Regions from separate parts of the Homo sapiens genome. Here region 1 is linked to region 2. Evidence: chromatin contacts called from ENCODE Hi-C or POLR2A ChIA-PET data. All regions are on one chromosome and are shown on one strand. Each heading gives the region's core, a stretch centred on a gene start or an enhancer-like site at or near the end of the contact. The rest is flanking DNA. Distances are from core to core; before and after follow the strand shown.

Region 1 (3,050 bases), core at 446-2,945, 5.5 Mb after region 2:
GACGGTCTGGCTCGTCAGGTGGCATGGGTGGGGGTCACGCTTTCACTGCCTGCTTTGGGCTCTCAAAACCCAGCTCTGAAACGTTTCCAAGGCAAAATAAAAATAGCCAAAATGCCTATTCAGACCAGAGGAGGTAGAGGAAGATGACCGATTCTGTAAAACACCCTCCTACAGATAAAGAAAAGGCGATATGGGCAAGTACACACACATCTAGGCCATCGTTCCCGACTTTTAAGTATGAAAGAGGCGTGGCTAGGGGCTAGATACTTATTTTTAACACTTCCATTGAAACACCCGGAGTCTCCCAAGGTCTAACCTCTAGAAGTCGGGTGGCAGAACCTGAATCAGAACCCGAGTGAGCCTTCCTTCCTCCACCACCTCCCTTTAGGAACGCATGCCTAAATAGTCGATAAAATCTACTTCTCAATGTCATGATTAACCCAAAAGCCAGCCACAACCAATCGTGTTATTAGAGTGCTAAAAGCCTCTATCCACAACAAACACTCCACTTGGGATGACATTAAAACTTTCGATAAAGGTGTACTTTCAACGTCGTGCTTTAGCCTTTGAAAATACATTTACAAAACTGCAGCTGCAGTCAAAAGGAAAACATCACACGCCTCGAAAGCTGAAGGGCGTGCCTTTTTCTCTAACGAAGACCGTGTGGCCATTTCTTCTCAAAGGGTCTGCAGTCACTTAAGATAGCAACGCGTAAAGGACAGCCGTTCTGAGAAGACAACCAGCTCCCCTGAGATGGGAGGCGGGCTGCACGCTGGTAAAGAGGATTTTTCAATTCAAGGACTTTGAGGAGATTCCGCCCAGATAAGCTGGAGGGGAGCGAATGCACGTCCATCCAGCAGGGGCAGGGCACCGGGAAAGACCGCAAAGAAGAAAGTGTCCGGTTTAAGGTCAACAGTCCTCGAGGGACGCCCCAGGTGGATTCCCCGGGTGGGCTCCCCGGGTGGGTGGAGGCCTGCAAGCCCCACCGCGATTAGGGAGTGGGCCCAGGGCGCGGGAGGGGCCGGGCCGGCCTTTTGCGCACACACACACACACACACACACACCCGCCTTTTGCAGACACACGCGCGCGCACACACCCGCCTTTTGCACATAGACACGCACACACCCGCCTTGTGCACACACGCGCGCACTCTCCCGCACTCACACACACACCCGCGCACCCTCACACTCTCCTCCCTGGGGGCGGGGCGGGCGGGCGCTGCCCTCACACAGGAAGTCAGGAAACCCAGGGGGCAGAGAAGCCACAACTTCGGGCCATTTAAACCCTCTCGCCCACGTCAGCCAATAGGCTGCGCCGGCCCCCTCCCCCTCGGCGCCTAACCCCCGCGCCCAGAGCCCCTCGCTGCGCGCCCGACCTCCCTTTGCGCGCACCTCCGCGGCGCCGCCGCCGCCGCCGCCGCGCCTCCCGCACACGCCTCCCCCCGACTCCACCGCCCTCGGCGGGCACAGCCCGGCCCCGGCGCGCCTTTGTGCAGCGCCTCGCCAACCTGCCCTCCGTCCGCCAGGACCCGCGCCCTGCACCTCACCGGGAGCCCGGCGGCCTCGCAGCAGGCGGCTCCCTTCTTAGTCCGCCCCGCGGCTGCGGGTCGACGACGCGAGCCCGAAGAGCGTTCACACGGCTACGGCCGCGGCCGGCCCGTCCCCGCAGGCTGGCCTCTGAGGGAGGGTAAGTTACAGGGCACGTCGGAGCGCGCCGGCGCGGGGGCGGGGCTCACGTGACGCGCGGGGGCGGGGCGGGAGGCTCACGTGATGGCCCGGGCGAGCTGGGCGGGCGCGGGTCTCCGGGACGGTCTGGGGTGGCTAGGGGGTGCGGCGCCCGGCGGGGATCCGAATAGGGGGCAGCCAGCGTACGGTGTGGGAACTCGGGCCGGCGCGGGAGCCTGCGGTCAAGGGGGCTCAGCACTTTGTAAACAAGGAGTGGGAAGCGTTAAAAAAACGCTCGTAGGGAAAACCAGGGAAGGGCGGACATAGCGCCAGGGTGGCAGGAATGGAGCCCGGGCAAAGACGGCCCTGCCGTGGGCCCTAGCGCTCCCTTCGTCGGCCCCTGGAGCTGCGGCCGGGCGTGGGTCAGTCGTTCACGGGCCCGGAAATTCCACTGGGACACCCGAAAAAGTGCTGCACGCCGCCTGAGGGAGACGGAAAGGGACCCGGGGCACTGAGTCCATTGCTGGGGTCGCCAGGGTACGTGGCAGGACCCGCTGTGCACACTCGGGACTGAGGAGACCCCTGGGACGCGGAGAGCCGCTCCAGGGCAGAACCAGTCCGTCAGCATTTAGCCTTCCACGGGCCTGAGGGTGCGAGCCCTGCGGGGGCCACAGGGTCATTGTCCAAAGTCATCCCCGTTTGCACTGTGGCAGCACCGAACCCGGAAGTAACAGCTTTGGCAGGTCTTTGATGGTGATCCAGTGGCAGGAGGAGCTCAGCTGGAATGGGAATCAGGAAAGAGACCTGGCTTCTGCCATTTATTGGCACTTCACCCTTCTGAACCTCAGCTTTCAAATGAGAGCTGGCTTCTAGGTCTAGAATACAGTGAGTGTGAGAAAAATAACTGAGAGGCGTTGGGACTTCAGTAACTACTCATTCCTTAACCAGTTGTTGATTGTGCCTGTTGTGCCAGGATGAAATATTTGTTAATAATAGAGACCAGAAAGGAGAGGGGGGAAAAAACAAGCATATGTATGATTCAAGCAATGAAGAGCTACTCTCCGGAGTTGGCTCTTTCCTGTGCTTCACTTCGTACTTGAAGATGCCACAATGCCTGGCTTCCTTATCAACCAGCTGAACTCCGAATTGTGCCTTACAGGATGCGAAGAATCCGGTAGGGCAGTGGCAAGACTTTAACAGCTGTGGTTTACAACCTTCTTATTAAATTAAGTCTAATGCGAGCTAAAGTGTTAAGATAGTCTCCATTTAGAAAGGAAAGAGGCTTACAATGAGAATTTTTGAAAAATAAGCCTGAGACTGTGCTGTCTCTATCGTTGCATTTGCTTTTCACAGTCCTTGGCACCCACTGCCTTTTTGTCTCCCTC
Region 2 (3,316 bases), core at 393-2,892:
AAACCCAGTGTGGATTAATCTCTCATGCCATTTAGATCTAGCTCAAGTGTCACTTATCAGACAGAAATACCAGTTTCAGGTGTTTCTGTCTATTGGGAGACTGCCTTTCCCTGGTGCTATATTAAAAAAAATTAGGATAAATAAATAATAAATAAATAAATGAAAAATACATTTTCTCTTCCTTATGATTTTATTAATAACAGTTTCTTTTCTCTGGCTTACTTTATTATAAAAATACAGTATTTAATATATATAAAATAATATGAGTTAATCGACTATGTTATCAGTAAGGCTGATAACAACTGCTTGATCATCACCTGATGGTCACCTGACATTCCTGGTAGGGGGTGGGAGGAGCCCTCTCCTGCCCTGCTCATGCCTGACTAGCTACCTACTGTAACAGAACAATGCCAGATTTCAGGAGTACCAAACTGCTGCACAATTGAAAATCCATGTATGTCTTTTGACTCCCCCAAAACTTAACCACGAATAGCCTACTGTTGACCAGAAGCCTTACTGATAATATTAAACAGTCAATTAACACATATTATGTTATATGTATTTAGATAAATACTGTATTTTTACAATAAAGAAAGCTAGAGAAAAGAAACTGTTATTAAGAAAATCATGAGGAGAAAATATATTTTCTATTTATTTATCGTTTATTTACCCTAATTAATACAGCAACCCCATCCCCATGCCCATCACTCTCTATCCCTCACCTTTTAACTTCCTTCAAAACTAGTTACATTCCTTGACATGTTAAATATTAATTTGTTTATTGTCTGCTTTCTACCAACTAGAATGCACCATGCATGAGAGCAGAAATTGTTTCCTCTAACTATTTTCATTGTTCTTAGAAGTGTTGGTGCTTACGAATAGTTTCTCATTAAATAAATGACAGAACTATTTGAAATTGCCTAATTAACACATGCACCTAATTTCTGTCTTTATGTCTTCACCACCTTCCCTGACATATAAGCCTTTGAAGACACAGCTGTAGAGGAGAAGGGGAGGGTTATTCAACCGCATTTACAAATCATAACTGATTTTAACTTCTGTATTTTCAGACCTCCCCAGCGACTTTCTCTCAGGAAACTCCACTCCCAACTGACAGGTGCTATTTCCAGCCAGTCCTATGCTGTTGCAAATAGTGAGTCCATGAATGCCCTCTGCCGTGTGCATTACTTATTTTCATCAGCAGATCTTCGTAACACACTCCTGGAAGTGGGATGACGGGGTCAAAAGGCGAATCCATACATAAGTTAAATAGATATTGCTCAATTCTCTTCCACGGGGTTCAGACCATTTTGGATTTCTACGAGCAATGAAGACAGTGCTATTCCTCTACACCCTGGCCGGCCAACTGAGCGTGGTTAAACGTGGGGAGGGAGGAGGGTGAGGTTACCAACCTGATGGTTGAGAAAGGGCCTCCGCCCAGCGCGCCCTTCCTCCACCCCCACCCGAGAGACAGCTGAACTCCGGCCGGGACGCGCGTGTTGCCAGTCCAGCCCTGCACCGCGTCCCCTGAGGGCGGGCTGCAGGCGGCCGGGAAGCCTTGCACAACCGGCCCAAAAGAGGAAGCCCAGAAAGTGCTGAAGTAAACACTTTGGGAGACCGTTGCAACATAAAGCGGCCTCTCAGTCTTTGGTGGAACCATCACTAGGCCCCAATCCCTTAGTCCCTCTTGCGTCGAGGCTGCAAAATGGTTCCATTCGCCAGGAGACGCTCCTGAGAGAAGGGCGCGCGCGGCACAGGTAGGGGGAGGCGCAACGTTTCCCAGAATTAAAATAAAATAAAATAAAATAAAATAAAAATCCCTTCAAGGTGGTTGTGTAGTAGGGGTGGGATGGGGGAGAGAAAATCAGGCGCAGACTCGATGAGTTGGAGAAAGCAGCCCCTAACTCGGAGTCCTTTACGCATATGTTTGTCTGTCCCACTGTCTCTAACCAGGGGCCTTCCTTGCACCTCGGAGCAAAGCAGCTCGGATAGCGCCACACGTCTGCGCGCTGCGTGGGAAGGGCAGGGCTGACAGCACTTCCTCCCCGGGGCAGCGACCTGGAGCCCGGGTGCGGCAGTCTGCACCGCGCGTCGCTTTCCCGGCCGGAGTCTCGCCGCCTTCCCGCGCCCCGCAGCGCCCCGCAGAGCAGTCGAGGTAAGTGGCGCTCCCAGTCCCGGGAGCCCTGGGAGCGCCAGCACGGGCCCCTCGGGGCTGTCAGGAACCCGTTTGTCAAGCCCGTCGGGTCCGACGCCGGGGGCAGCTCCAGGATCTGGCCTCGTGAACGCGTGCCCCCAGGCGTGGCCCTCGAGCGCAGCGGGTCCCCAGGGTCCCCTCCGCTGATCTCCACTCTGGACCCGGCTCGCGAGGGTGGGGGTGTGAGGGTTTGGGGTTCGGGTTTGCTTTTTCCCGAGCTATTGCAACAGATTTGACAGATTTCCTGCCCAGGAAATTGCTGCAAGGTCAAACGGGGAACTGCTATGAACCCTTGCACGTCCAGCAGGTCAGCAGGTCAGCAGGTCAGCAGGTCCGGGAGCCCCAGTCTCCCGGAACCTGGAGGGATTCTTGAGGGGCCAAGATTAGATGTGGATTAAATGCCAGCCGTGTGAGAATTTGAGTGTGGCTCGCAGTCTGATGCATCTTAGAGTGTTTCCTTCCTCTAAAACTTTTGGACAACTCTTTCCTCTTTTTAAAAATAACTTTTTCCCCCGAATATTCTCATTTTCATTTTAAAATACCATAAAGATAGATTTGGACACCAGGCACAAGTTTCATAATTTGGCTTGAAATGAATATCCAGAGGGCCTTTTACAGAATGGAGGAAACTAACTAGGGTGTCCTAATGTCTCCAAGAACCTCTGCGCAGGTGTTCCACCAAAGACCTAGCCCGGTGTACCTCTTACTTTCCTGCTAAGGTATTTCTTAGTTCATACCCCTGTGGAACGTGAAATGTGTTTCCTAGACACTCAGGGCATAGCGGTTCAAAAGAACTTTTAATGTGATCCTTGACGAGACGGAGTACTAGAGGAAAGTAACAAAAGAAAAGGGCCCGTGAGTTTATTATGCCCCCAGATGTTTTTTTCTGGTGGCATAACGTGGTTTAAACAAAGGTGCCGGTACTAGCTACTATTCATTTTAAAATCTGGGTCTCCAGAGAGAAATTTCAGAAAGGAAAACTTTGTCCTTTTTCATAAACCTAGAGCAGCGATTTTCCCTCTGGCCTCACTGGAATAATGGGTGGCACATGGGCCAGGACGATGATGCTGGCTGGCGAAATTAGCAAGGATCTGCTGAGAAATACTTTATAAAGTCTTCTAG

What was found. Hi-C counts contacts between places; a loop is a spot of excess contacts on that map. ChIA-PET counts read pairs that join two places held with the same protein, here RNA polymerase II (POLR2A). Pooled maps may share reads with other maps.
Region 1: a map of CD8-positive, alpha-beta T cell shows a loop between it and region 2 (8-fold over the local background). The contact joins the promoter of ARHGAP12 here to the promoter of APBB1IP in region 2. A Hi-C loop is called at or near these places in 1 of 168 maps with a recorded cell type or tissue (CD8-positive, alpha-beta T cell) and 5 of 50 pooled maps. POLR2A ChIA-PET finds 5 or more read pairs at or near these places in 1 of 52 experiments (T-cell).

Annotation. Positions count from the first base shown.
Region 1 is chr10:31,927,136-31,930,185 of GRCh38, forward strand. ARHGAP12 (Rho GTPase activating protein 12) reads right to left here and starts at 1,696. Exons shown (of 20, transcript NM_018287.7): 1 at 1,548-1,696. LOC107984219 (a long non-coding RNA gene) reads left to right here. Exons shown (of 3, transcript XR_001747415.2): 1 at 1-908; 2 at 1,527-1,687. RefSeq lists a silencer at 1,368-1,867.
Region 2 is chr10:26,436,699-26,440,014 of GRCh38, forward strand. APBB1IP (amyloid beta precursor protein binding family B member 1 interacting protein) reads left to right here and starts at 1,643. Exons shown (of 15, transcript NM_019043.4): 1 at 1,643-1,757; 2 at 1,954-2,155. RefSeq lists enhancers at 960-1,489, 1,207-1,336, 1,897-1,976.